Regions from separate parts of the Homo sapiens genome. Here regions 1 and 3 are each linked to region 2. The links are chromatin contacts, found by Hi-C in ENCODE. All regions are on one chromosome and are shown on one strand. Each heading gives the region's core, a stretch centred on a gene start or an enhancer-like site at or near the end of the contact. The rest is flanking DNA. Distances are from core to core; before and after follow the strand shown.

What was found. A loop is a pair of places that touch in the nucleus more often than their neighbours do. Pooled maps may share reads with other maps.
Region 1: a loop to region 2 is called in a pooled map, with 2.6 times the contacts of the local background. The contact joins the enhancer-like site here to the promoter of ETFA in region 2. A Hi-C loop is called at or near these places in 2 of 50 pooled maps.
Region 3: a loop to region 2 is called in a pooled map, with 4 times the contacts of the local background. The contact joins the enhancer-like site here to the promoter of ETFA in region 2. A Hi-C loop is called at or near these places in 2 of 50 pooled maps.

The regions. Positions count from the first base shown.
Region 1 is chr15:77,407,826-77,412,030 of GRCh38, reverse strand. The region is part of intron 1 of PEAK1 (pseudopodium enriched atypical kinase 1); the gene reads left to right. Among named protein-coding and RNA genes, the nearest start is that of PEAK1, 10 kb to the left of the region's middle. Within about 2 kb of position 2,115, at least 4 of the 41 ENCODE cell types and tissues checked have a DNase peak (open chromatin) inside an H3K27ac peak, as active enhancers do.
Region 2 is chr15:76,310,105-76,313,972 of GRCh38, reverse strand. ETFA (electron transfer flavoprotein subunit alpha) reads left to right here and starts at 2,504. Exons shown (of 12, transcript NM_000126.4): 1 at 2,504-2,623. The coding sequence starts at 2,585. RefSeq lists a cis regulatory region at 1-320 and enhancers at 1,882-1,931, 1,992-2,041, 2,251-2,751, 2,752-3,252.
Region 3 is chr15:77,536,017-77,540,158 of GRCh38, reverse strand. No RefSeq gene overlaps it. Among named protein-coding and RNA genes, the nearest start is that of LINGO1, 95 kb to the left of the region's middle. RefSeq lists an enhancer at 1,881-1,930. Within about 2 kb of position 2,103, at least 10 of the 41 ENCODE cell types and tissues checked have a DNase peak (open chromatin) inside an H3K27ac peak, as active enhancers do.

The sequences.
Region 1 (4,205 bases), core at 866-3,365, 1.1 Mb before region 2:
TACCAAGTTATGTTTGGGGTTAACATCACTCCCTCCATAAATTTATAAGACAAATTACAGACTTAAAAAGAGAATAGCAGTAGAAGGCCACATACCTGATAAAGATATAAAGTACTAGGGGCTGGGTGTGGTGGCTCATGCCTGTAATCTCAGCTCTTTTGGAGGATGAGGCGGGAGGATCACTTGAGGCCAGGAATTTGAGACCAGCCTGGGTAGTGAGACCCACCCCCAACCCCCATCTTTACAAAAAGTAAAAAAGTATTAGCTGGGTGTGCTGGCCCATGCCTGTTTTAGCTACTTAAGTGGCTGAGGCAGGAGGATTACTTGAGTCCAGAAGTTCAAGGCTGCAGTGAGCTATGATCGCACCACTGCTCTCTAGCCTAGGTGACATCGCAAGACTGTATTTAAAAAAAAAGGTATGAAGTACTAATGAAGCTTATTAGAGAATGTGGACATGAGAAACTATGAACTCAAATATGTGTCAGCTATATTTAAACACCGATGTAAGCATGTGTGCGTCAAGAAACTTGTCAAGGCTTTATGTACACACTAGTAATTATCAACCAGTAGAAGTTTCTCCATATGTTAACATTAGTTTCGGAGGTTGTTTCTGTTCTTACTTCCTTTCCATTATTAGGTCTTGGGTTGTTAATTGTGCCTGTAGTCATTGGCTATCAATTAAGCCACTCAGTGAACTGATGAGGAGTGTTTCTGCTGCCCTCGACTTTTTAATTTTTGGCTCTCTGCTACCTTTTCACAATCAATAGGATTTAACTTCAGACTGCATACAATCAAATGTTTCCATTTACAAGCAGGGTTGTAAATCAAGCAGGGTTGGCCTTACCATCTGCCGTGAATTTGCCCCACCTTTTTTTTTTTTTAACTATTTCTTTCACATGTGGTCTTAGACATTCACATTTATCATCTGGTTATTAAAGTCAAACCCAAAATAACAATTTTAGAATTTTAAAAATAATTACAACATGTAGCCTGGTAAACCAAAGTTTTAGTAAAACATTTTAATTTCAACCCCTTTGCATTAAAAATAGGTAGGCTTTCATTGCCAGCTGATAAGAGGTGGTAGTATGGCATGAGGCAGGCAAATAGCACCTATCTAGTAATTATTTAAGTGTCAGTCACTCTTCAGGAACTACAAGAAAAATAACAGGTGTATCTACTTTGTAGGATAGGGGGCAGGTAATTGCAGGATTCCATTCTTATTTCTACCTCCGAATAGTCGACAAAGCTATTATCCAGGTTTATGGACCAGTGTGTTGTATTTATTAGTTGTGAGAAATCTGAGCATATTTATATGCTGAGTGGAAAGAGCCAATGCATTGAGTGCAAAGACTGTATCTTATTAGCACAGTTCCTAACAAGTAGTGGATATTCAAATATTTGTTGAATGAAAGATTTCAATAAGGTACTTTACCCTTATAAAATTTAAGACATGAAGATTTATTTAGCTTGTTCAAGAAAGCTGAAGATATTAAAAATTTTCATTGTTTAAGTCAGAGTTAGTGTAAAACAAAATAAATCTGTAAGGTAACATCCTCATTTTAGGCCAAGCCAAACAAATCATACCACTTTGTAAAAACATGATCACAGACGGGTGCGATGGCTCACACCTGTAATCCCAGCATTTTGGGAGGCCAAGGCAGGCAGATCACCTGAGGTCGAGAGTTCGAGACCAGCCTGACCCACATGGAGAAAGCCCATCTGTACTAAAAATACAAAATTAGCTGGGCGTGGTGGCGCATGCCTGTAATCCCGGGAGGCTGAGGTAGGAGAATCACTTGGGAGGCTGAGGAGCTACTCAGGAGGCTGAGGCAGGAGAATAACTTGAACCTGGGAGGCAGAGGTTCCAGTGAGCCGAGATCATGGTGAGCCAAGATCGTGCCATTGCACTCCAGCCTGGGCAAAAAGAGCGAAACTCTGTCTAAAAAAAAAAAAAACACACACACACACCAAAAAACAAAACAAAACAAAAAAACCACGATTACTGTCTTTCAAGTAGCTCATAACCTGCCCTCCAAGAATAGTCAAGAATTCTAGTTCAGAAGTCACACTGCCTGGATTTGAATTTACCAGCTCAGCCACTTCCTGGCCATGTGACTTTATGTTAGTTTCTTAACTGTGCTTCAGTTTCCTCATTTGTAAAATAAGGATAATACTTGTACTTACTTTATGGGGTTGTGAGGTGAAATTAGAATATATGTCATGCATATATACAAGTGTTCAGTTTTTAACTGTTATTCTAAAAATGCTAAGAGGCTAGTATCTTAAGGTTTTTTATTTTCTCAAAATTGCATATGCTGAGTGTTAAAGGAAAACAAATCCCTCTGTGAACAAGAAAAAACACTGACAGAAAGTATACCACTATACTCATAATGATATGTTGAGACAGTGAGTAATGGGTTTTCTGCTTTTTGCCATCTCCATTTTTTCTTTTATTTGTTGAACAGATTTTTATTAAATGCTTAACTATGCGTCAAACACTGGGCTTTCATGAGCATGTTACTTTCTGAGAGTAAGCAACATTGTGGTTAAGAACATGGATTTGGGACCCAGACTGCCTGGAGCTGAATCTCATCTTTACCACTTGGGAAAATCACTTTCTTTCCTGGTGCCTTAGTTTTCTTATGTGTAAAATGGGGGAAGTGATAGCATCAACCTCAGAGGGTTTTTAATGAGCTCATATTTGAAAAGTACTTAAAATAATGCCTGAAGCATAGTATCATGTGTGTGCTAAATAATATAAAAGATGATAGAAATATTCCATTTAAAAATAAAGATTTTAATTTTCCCAGTACATTTATACTTTCACCCACATTGACAGGAGCACTTTTATTGTTTAAAGTTAGGGTCCCCTCTTAATTTTCAAAGTAGATTCAGTTTTGTTATCGCAAGGGAAGATGCCATGGTACCACTCTTAAATATTTTTGTGTTTGTTTGTTTTTGAGATGGGGTCTCACTCCGTTACTTAGGCTGGAGTGCAGTGGCATGATCATGGCTCACTGCAGACTTGACCTCCCGGGCTCAAACGATCCTCCCACCTAAGCCTCCTGAGTAACTGGGACCACAGGGGCATGCCACCACATCCGGCTAATTTTTAAAATTATTTTTTGGAGACAGTTTCCCTGTGTTGCCCAGGATGATTGCAAACTCCTGGGCTCAGGTGATCCTCCCGCCTCAGCCTCCCAAAGTGCTGTGATTGCAGGCATGAGCCATCACATCCTGCTTCAATTCTTAAATATTTTGGAATAATTAGTTGAATATTTCAAATGCTGAAAAACTGCCTTCTTTCTAGGCGTGCTACAATATTTGTAGATTTTATTTGAGTATGAAGTAGTTTTTTAATTGTGGAGGTTTGTGTGAAAGAAGAGTTAAGGCATTGGAGAAACAGTAGAAAATATCTTCTAATGCCAGTTCTCTACTTCATTTGAAAAACTGTTTCTGCAGCAGTATTCCTAGACTGTTTTTTTTTTTAAATTTTTATTTCATAGGTTTTCAGGGAACAGGTGGTGGTTGGTTACACAGATAAGTTCTTTAGTGGTGATTTCTGAGATTTTTGGTGCACCCATCGCCAAGCAGTGTACGCTGTACCCCATGTGTACCCCTCACCCCCCTCCCACCCTTCCCCCTGTGTCCCCAAAGTCCATTTTATCATTCTTATGCCTATGCATCCTCATAGCTTAGCTCCCACTTAGAAGTGAAAACTTGTAAGTTCTCAGGTTTTCCATTCCTGAGTTACTTCACTTAGAATAATGGTCTCCAATTCCATCCAGGTTGCTGCCACTGCCATTATTTTGTTCTTTTTTATGGCTGAGTAGTATTCCAGGGTGTGTGTGTGTGTGTGTGTGTGTGTGTGTGTGTATGTATATATGTGTATACATGTGTCTATATGTATATATGTGTATATATGTATATATGTGTGTGTATATATGTGTATATATGTATATATGTGTATCTATGCATGTATGTGTATATATGTATATATGTGTGTATATATGTGTATATGTGTACGTGTGTGTATGTGTATATATGTATATGTGTGTATATATGTGTATATATGTGTGTATATGTGTATATATGTGTGTATATATGTATATATGTGTATATATATGTGTATATATATATATATATATCATGCTTTATCTACTCGGGCATTTGAGCTGGCTCCATATTTTTTTGCAATTGCGAAT
Region 2 (3,868 bases), core at 1,255-3,754:
CACCAGGAACCCCCAGGGGCAACGAGACTCTGGGGTGAACAGCTGCTGCTGATTTGCCCAAGCCTGGGAGCTGTTGAATCTGCCCAGTGGGGGCAGGGCGGGGCAGCCGCTCTCCCCTTGTATTTCGCTTTGTCATGGGTGGGGAGGTAGGGAAGGAGGTTAGTTTGTATCCCAGTTTTTTATATGGTTTTTAGTAAAATATCCTTTTCTGTTTTTACTAAAAGTACCCTTCCCTCTTCCTTCCACTCCCATAGGTCTCAGATTCTAGTCCAGTGTGGGACTGGTTAGGAGGTAAATGCAGTGAGACATGGAATACTAAATTGCCCCTCCCACAGGCAGATTGACTGGGGGACAGGGGTCCACAGCTCTGTCGGCAACATGAGTTCAGACGTGTTCGAAGTGGGTGCAACTTAAGTTTAAGATGGGTCCTCACCTCCTTGTTCATAGAGCTACAAGAGTGAAGAAGAGGAAAGGATTAATTCATCCTGCAGAATTGAGAAAGAGCTTACAAAAGAAATGTCACTTGGGCCAGGCGTGGTGGCTCATGTCTGTAATCCCAGTACTTTGAGAGGCCAAGGTGGGAAGATCACTTGAGGCCAGGAGTTCGAGACCAGCCCTGGGTAACCCTGCCCCTACAAAAAAAAATAGCTGGGCATGGTGGCACATGACTGTAGTCCCAGCTACTTGGGAGGCTGAGGCAGGAAGATTGCTTGATCCCAGGAGTTCGAGACTGCAGTGAGCTGTGATGGCACCACCGCACTCCAGCCTGGGAAACAGAGTGAGACCTTGTCTTAAACAGAACAAAAGAATTGTCACTTGATCTGGGTTTTAAAGAGGGCTGTCAGATGGGGAAGGGAATTTCAGACAGAGGGAAGAGCAAAAGCGCAAGGCCCTTAGAGTGCTTGTTAGTTCAGACAAAGCTCTTGCTTCAGGGAATTTACACTCCAATGCAGTGAGATCAGCAATAAACAAACATGTGCATCCTGTTAGGCAGTGATAAATGCCAAGAAAAAAAATCAAACAAGGTGATAGGGCGTCTGGGAGTGGCATGGGTGCTATTTTAGGTGGAGAGGCTAAGGCCGGCCTTTCTGCAAATGTGTTTTTTGAGCAGAGACCTGAATGAAGTGAGGAAGTACGCCACGCGGGTAACAAGAGAAGGCCATTTCAGGCAGAGGGAAGAGCCAGAGTGCAAAACTCTGAGAGGAGCAGGCTTGTGTGCTCAAGAAGGCCTATGTATCTGGGGAACAGTGAGAGAAGAGGGCAGTGGGAGGAGAGGGAGCCACCATAGGGCTTTGAGCAGAGGTCATGATCAGTCCATCAGTTTGGAGAAGAGGCTTCTGGAAACATGGGCAGAAACAGAAAGACCAGTTAGGAGGCTTTGCAATGATCCAGGCGAGAGAGGACAGGGTCCTGAGTGAAGGTGATACCAGCAGAGGAGCAAAGGGGTGTTGGAGGATATTGCTGGATTCTGGTTATCTTTTGAAGGTAGAGTCAACGGGATTTGTTGATAGACTAGATAACATTGGAAAGGTAGGTTGTTGCTGAATTGGGAATTGAGACAATTTCTGAACATACCACTTCCCTCTTAAAAATTTCGTGTTAAAGTCCAGACTCATTAGCAGTCATTTATTCATTTGCTTATTCATTCAACACATACTGATTGAATGCCTAGTATGGACCAGGCATTGTGCTAGGTGTTGCAGGTAGACACAAAATTTAAAAGTAGGGCATACTGGCCGGGCGCGGTGGCTCACGCCTGTAATCCCAGCACTTTGGGAGTCCGAGGCGGGCGGATCACGAGGTCAGGAGATCGAGACCATCCTGCCTAACACTGTGAAACCCCGTCTCTACTAAAAATACAAAAAAATTAGCTGGGCGTGGTGGCGGGCGCCTGTAGTCCCAGCTACTCGGGAGGCTGAGGCAGAAGAATGGAGTGAACCCGGGAGGCGGAGCTTTCAGTGAGCTGAGCTCGCGCCACTGCACTCCAGCCAGGGTGACAGAGGGAGACTCTCTCTCTCTCAAAAAAAAAAAAAAAAAAAAGGGCATACTTTCTGCCCTTACAGATCTTCAGTCAGATGGGTGACACAGACAAGTACTTAGGTTATTACAACCCATGTGACAATTGCTACCATGGGGAAATACAGGGGGAAATAGGGGCATATAGGAAAGGTATCTAATTGGAATTGGCAAGGCTCCACTCGTACCTTACCCCGAGGTCAGCTCAGTTTTGAAGTTCACTCTAGCAGTGCTGACCATTGCGGGGCTGTGAGACAGTACAGTCTGAGCTCGGTCATCAGCGGGTGGCCAGCTTTGTCTCTGCCGCTCCGCGGCCCGGGCTTACTCGAAGGTCCCCGGGGAATAGCCTCACCTTTGCCCCACTTCCCAGTCTAGCCCCTAACTTCCCGCCGTCTATTGGCTGCGCAGCCGCCCAATGGGCAGGCGGAAACCGCGGGCTCGTGCTCCCGGCCTAGGGCGTCTTATCTCGTTCGCGCGTCTCGCGAGCATTAGGTGACTGGCTGAGGCGGCGCCAGTTGGCCGGGCACGGGGCTGCTGTAAGGCCGAGGTTGCGGCGGAAGCGGAGACCATGTTCCGAGCGGCGGCTCCGGGGCAGCTCCGGCGGGCGGTGAGTCCGGACTGGGAAGGCGAACCCAGGGACGGCCCCCCGTCAACCCGCCGTCCCTATGGGGTCTTGCAAAGATCACTGGCCCCCTCAGATTCGACCAGCCCTCGCGCCCGCAGGCCGGTCCCCGCCTGGGACTTGGGTCCAAAGTTCTGGGGCCTACCCTGGACTCCCTGCGGAACGCCAGTTCGGGGCAGAAGTCAGAGGTTTGGGGTCAGGGTGACCCCGAATGATGTGAATTTGCGCGTCTGCTGCCCCTTCTTCTGGCCCACTCTCTGCCCTGCCGTTTCCCACCTTTGTCGGTCACTCTGGGCACTTTCGGGCCGCCAGGTCCTCCACACTTGCTCCACACCCGAGGGAGCAAAATGTCACCGGGGAATGCCCTGTTGGGGAAAGTTTCAAACCTAGATTCCTCCCGGAGGCCGGCATTTCTGGAAGAATTAAACACTTTGGGCGCATCGTGGCTACTCCGACCCACTCACTGTCAAGGGCGGGGGTGGGGTGGGGTGGGAGGCTGCGTGGCCAGTTATGGAAGCTGGTTCTGCTTTCTGGTTTATGGAGCAGGGCTGAATTTAGGTGATTGTATTTGTAAAACCTGCGATCCGATTTGACAGCTTTAGCCAGTTTTGAAAGGCAGACGTCTTTTTATATGCTTCAGGCTGACCTGCTTTTAACCAGCAGATTGTAGATTAGGTTAACTGGTGACAGTGGTACATTTTCAGTGTTTCATTAGTGACAAACCACATTTCTCTCTTCTGTTGTGAGAAGGACTGATAGGAAACATATTTTCCTTCTCATGCTGTGGGAAAGGAGTATTTGGAGACTGACCAGTCACAAGTCAAGTAACAATAATTTATATTGTGGATTGTGTAGTTTTCCTAGTTTACATTTAGGTGAAATGAGAAACAAGATTGGTAAACTTGGGTCAGAAACTTACCTGATGGTTTGTACCTTTTCTCCTTTTTTTTTTTTTTTTTTTTTTTCTGGGCATGGATATTTTCCCATCCACTCCTGGGATTTTTCTCTCTGAGGCATAGCTGGAGCTCTTTCTAGATGTCTGTAGACATTAGACTTTTGTTTGTTTGTTTGTTTGTTTGTTTAAGAGACAAGGTCTGGCTCTGTTTCCCATGCTGGAGTGGAGTGCAGTGGCACGATATGGGCTCACTGCAACCGTCGCCTCCCAGGTTCAAGCGATTCTCCCACCTCAGCTTCCCGAGAAGCTGGGATCACAGGTGCGCATCATCACGC
Region 3 (4,142 bases), core at 854-3,353, 1.2 Mb before region 2:
CGCCACCACGCCCGGCTAATTTTTCGTATTTTTAGTAGAGACGGGGTTTCACCATGTGTTAGGCAAGATGGTCTCGATCTCCTGACCTCGTGATCCACCCACCTTGGCCTCCCAAAGTGCTGGGGTTACAGGCGTGAGCCACCGCGCCCGGCCCCGCCCATGTTTTAAGAGGGGGAGCACAGGCGTACATCTTCAGGAGATGAGGGGCCAGAAAGGCCAGAAGACCCTGTCTCTAGCACCCCCTACAGTCAATTCACTGTAGAAGGGCCTGCGGGATAGGGGAGATTGTTGGAGCCATCTTCAAAGTGCAAGCTGCCTTGTGGCTCCTCACCATGGCTGTGATGAAAGCCGCCCCCATTCCCTTCCTTTCCCAGCCCTGCCCCTCAGTACCAAGACACTGTCCCCTGCAGGAAACTTGCCTGGATTGAAAGCTATAGCTCCCACACCTCAGGGGACGGAATCACAACCACAGCCATGACGCGTCCAGGGAACATCTGGCCTCCCTCACTCTTCTCCAGAAATCTGGCCTACCCAGCTCCTTCTGCTCTCTTGGCCACTGACTCATCTGTGCTTCCCAGGGCTCCAGTACTGTCTTACGGAGGACTCTCCTGAGACCTCAGCCCCTTGCAGGACCTGCACCCCTATCTATTCACTGATGATCACCCAGTCAGTGGTTTCAGCCTAAACTTTTCCTAAAGGATCAGGTGCCCTCACCTACCTGCCAGGTGCAGAGGTCTCCCTCTTCCCTTGCACTCAGCACAGCCTGAGCCCAAAGGGCAGCCCCAGCCACCCTGGCACTGAAGCCAGAAGCCCCTCTCTCTAGTGCCCCCTACACAGGCACTTCATCTCCAGGCCCTCCCAGCTAAACTCCCAGGTCAGGTCCCTCCTCTCACCTGGCTCTCACCTGGCTCTCACCTGGCTGCTGGCAATTGCCCCTTCCCTGCGGAGTCCCTTCTCCAAGCAAGCTTTTCTAACATGAAACCCGACCTTGACCTTGCCACTCCCAGCTGAAACCCTTCCAAAGGCTCCCCAAATGTTCAGGACAAAATCCCAGCTCCTTGCCAACACAAGCAGAGCCTTTAACTGCCATTTGAATTCTTCCACTCTCTCTAGCTTCGCTTGTCACTGTTTCCCTCCTCCTCACACCTGTGCTCAGGGCTCCAGTCCCCTGGGCATGCTGCCATCCACTTCCAGGTGTTTGCACAAGCTGCTCCCTAGAATTGGAACACCTCTCATGGCCCTCACCTGGAGAGGGTCTGTTCCTCCTCACAGCGCCATCCAGTAGACTTTTCTGGACAATGGAAATGTTCCATTTCTGCACTATTCGACATGCTGTCCACTAGCCAATTGAAATGTGGCCAGTATGACTGAGGAACTGAATTGTTTATTTGTTTTTTATTTAAATGTAAATGGCCACCTGTGGCTAGTGGCTACCATATTGGATAGTATGCAGCTCCAACATAACACCTCTTCCAGGAAGCCTTCCCTGACCTCCCAAGCCTGGGCCAGATGCTCCCATAATGCTCTGTTCTCCAGGTGTTTATTCACCTGTCTCCCCAGCTGGTCTGTGAGTTCTTTTAGAGGTTATCTCTTGATCATCATGGTATCCCCAGCTCCAGGCTCTTATTAGTGACCAGTAGCTGTGCAGAGTCTATGAATTTTCTGAATCCACATCTAGGCACAGACTGGACCTTCCACGAAGACCAAATCCAAAATAACTCTGCTGAGGATCCGAGTAAATGTGTGTGTGTACACACATGTGCAGTGAATTCACGTGTAGTCATGTGTGCACACCCATTTGACCTTGGCAAGACCCGTGCAGGCCCCCACCCGGCTGGGGACAGTGGTCTCACACACAGATGCTGGCACGCTGGGCTGGACAGGAAGTGAGCCTCTGAATTGGCTTTTGTAAAAATCAAACGCTGTTTTCATTCTTGTTTCTAAGATGCTTCATCTGCATTGCAGATGAATCTTCAGGGAGTTTAAAAAGAAAAGCTTCCAGTTTTCTGTGTGGGACCACCTGCACTCTCAGTTCCACATTCTATAAACAAGCCCTTGCAGGCACAAGGGAAATTTGCCATTTAAATGAGCCTTCACCTCCTAAGTCAAAGGCCCATTTCTTGGTTACGAAGCTCTTGTTAAAGTTTTGATATTGGGTTTTCTTCAGATGGGGCCTCACGCTTCTGTTTCCCCCACTCCTCTCCCCTCCTTTTCTCCTCCTGTCCTGGCTCCTCCCTCCCTCTTAGGACACCACCATACCTCCTGCTCTGTCTGGGATGGGGTCTTCCACCCAACCATGCCAGGGTCTGAGAGAGGAAACAAGCCAGTTTCCTGCCCTCAAGGAGTTCCCACCTTTCTGTTCTGTCCTCAGTTCCCTACGATCTCCTTAAAAAGCAGAACCTTAGAATTACGCACTGGACAAATTCTTAGAGGCCTGATCCAATTTCCCATTGCACAGAGAGAGAGACTGAGGTCTGGGGAATGAACTGGACTTAGCCACACAGAACAGGGGAAAAGAGCCTCAAGCCCTCCATCCTCAGTCTGGGATTCTGGACACCACATCCCCCCACCGCCTACCCCGACTCCCTCTACCCCCATTTCCTCTACCTGGCTGCCACACTGGTGCTCCCTGACTCCCTCCTGGGCACAGACTGGTGACTAACCACCCTCAGCTGTGCCCACGGTCTTCAAGGAGGACTCCTATTTAAGAAATGAGGGGAGACTTCACCCCTTTGCCAGGCAGTCAACAGTTCCCCCCACAGGGATGTAATAATTACCAAGCCAGGCAGCAGGTGCCTCTATTACTGCTATTGTGTTCTGAGTCTCTTAAAATGGCATTGAAAGGGCATGTCAAGATCTTACAGCCTGCAATGGGACCCCCACAGAGGACTGAAAGGCGGCCACTGCAGCAGAGGCAGAAACTGGGTGTCAGGCATATGACTCAGCCAGAGCCTTCCAGAAAGCTGAGGGCAGGGGGTAGGTTGGGGAAGGGCAGGGAGTATGGGCAGCTGGCTCCAGACCCCATTCTGCCACCCACTCTTTCTGTGGACCTGGCTGGCCTAGCCCCTTTCATTCTCCATGCCTCTATTTCCCTCTTTTATTGAGGTTGGGGAGAGGGGAGGAACAGGGCTGCTAATGCCCTATATATGATGTGAAGGGTGGCCAGGGTCATCTTCTCCCTGTAGCAGCCCCCACGCCTGTGAGCCAAACCCCAGTCCACAAAGGCTCCAGCAGCTACAAGGAGACTCTCTTACCCCAAACAGCTCTCCTAGCTTTGTCCCCAAATTAGCCCTCCCCTGCTTGGCCCTACATCCCTTAGACACTTAGGAACTGAAATCATGAATGCTAGTTGAAGCTTAAGAAAGTCGAAAAAGGAGTCAGTGTCTTCAATTGTTTTAATAATGAGGGCATTGAGCAAAGCACTTTCCAGCTCCCATCAGACATCAGGAGGTGGTCTCCCAGCACTAGACCCCTAGTCTCTCCTGCTCCCTCTCTCTCTACACACACACAAACACACACACACACACACGCGCGCACACACACACACACACAGTGTGCCATGACAAGTGAGCTCTGGAAATATGGTGTAGTACCTCCCCCACTTGGTGATTCCCAAAACTGTTTAGCATTTAAAGGCTTTGGGAAGTCCTGCAAGAAAGATTCTGTTTAACTTGCTATTTCCCAAGCTTATGTGAGCATACTTTTTCTCAGGGTAGCACCTTTGAATCAGAAGTTACCTTTGCCTCCTGATAACAGAGATCCAGCCATAGTGGCCTAAACAAACTAGTAGTGTCTTTTACTCTCCCCTGTACAGAGGTCAGCAGCCCAGGGTCGGGATGGTGGCTTCACCATGCCTTCAATGTCTGAAATACCTTCTCTCTCCAGGCTAATCATCCTCAGCACTGCTGTCTATCTTCAGTGTCACCTCATGGTTCATAGTGGCAGCTGGGCTCCATCCTATCTGTATTCCAGGCAAGAAGAAAGAGGAAAGGGGGAAAACCCATGCTCTCTACCTGTCTCCCTTTTCCAGAACTTTCCCTGGAGCCTCGCCCAACAATTCTCTTGCTCATATCTCATTGGCCACCCCTGGCTGCAGGGGTCGCTGGGAAATGTAGTCTTTTAGGTGGACACCTTGCTCCCCA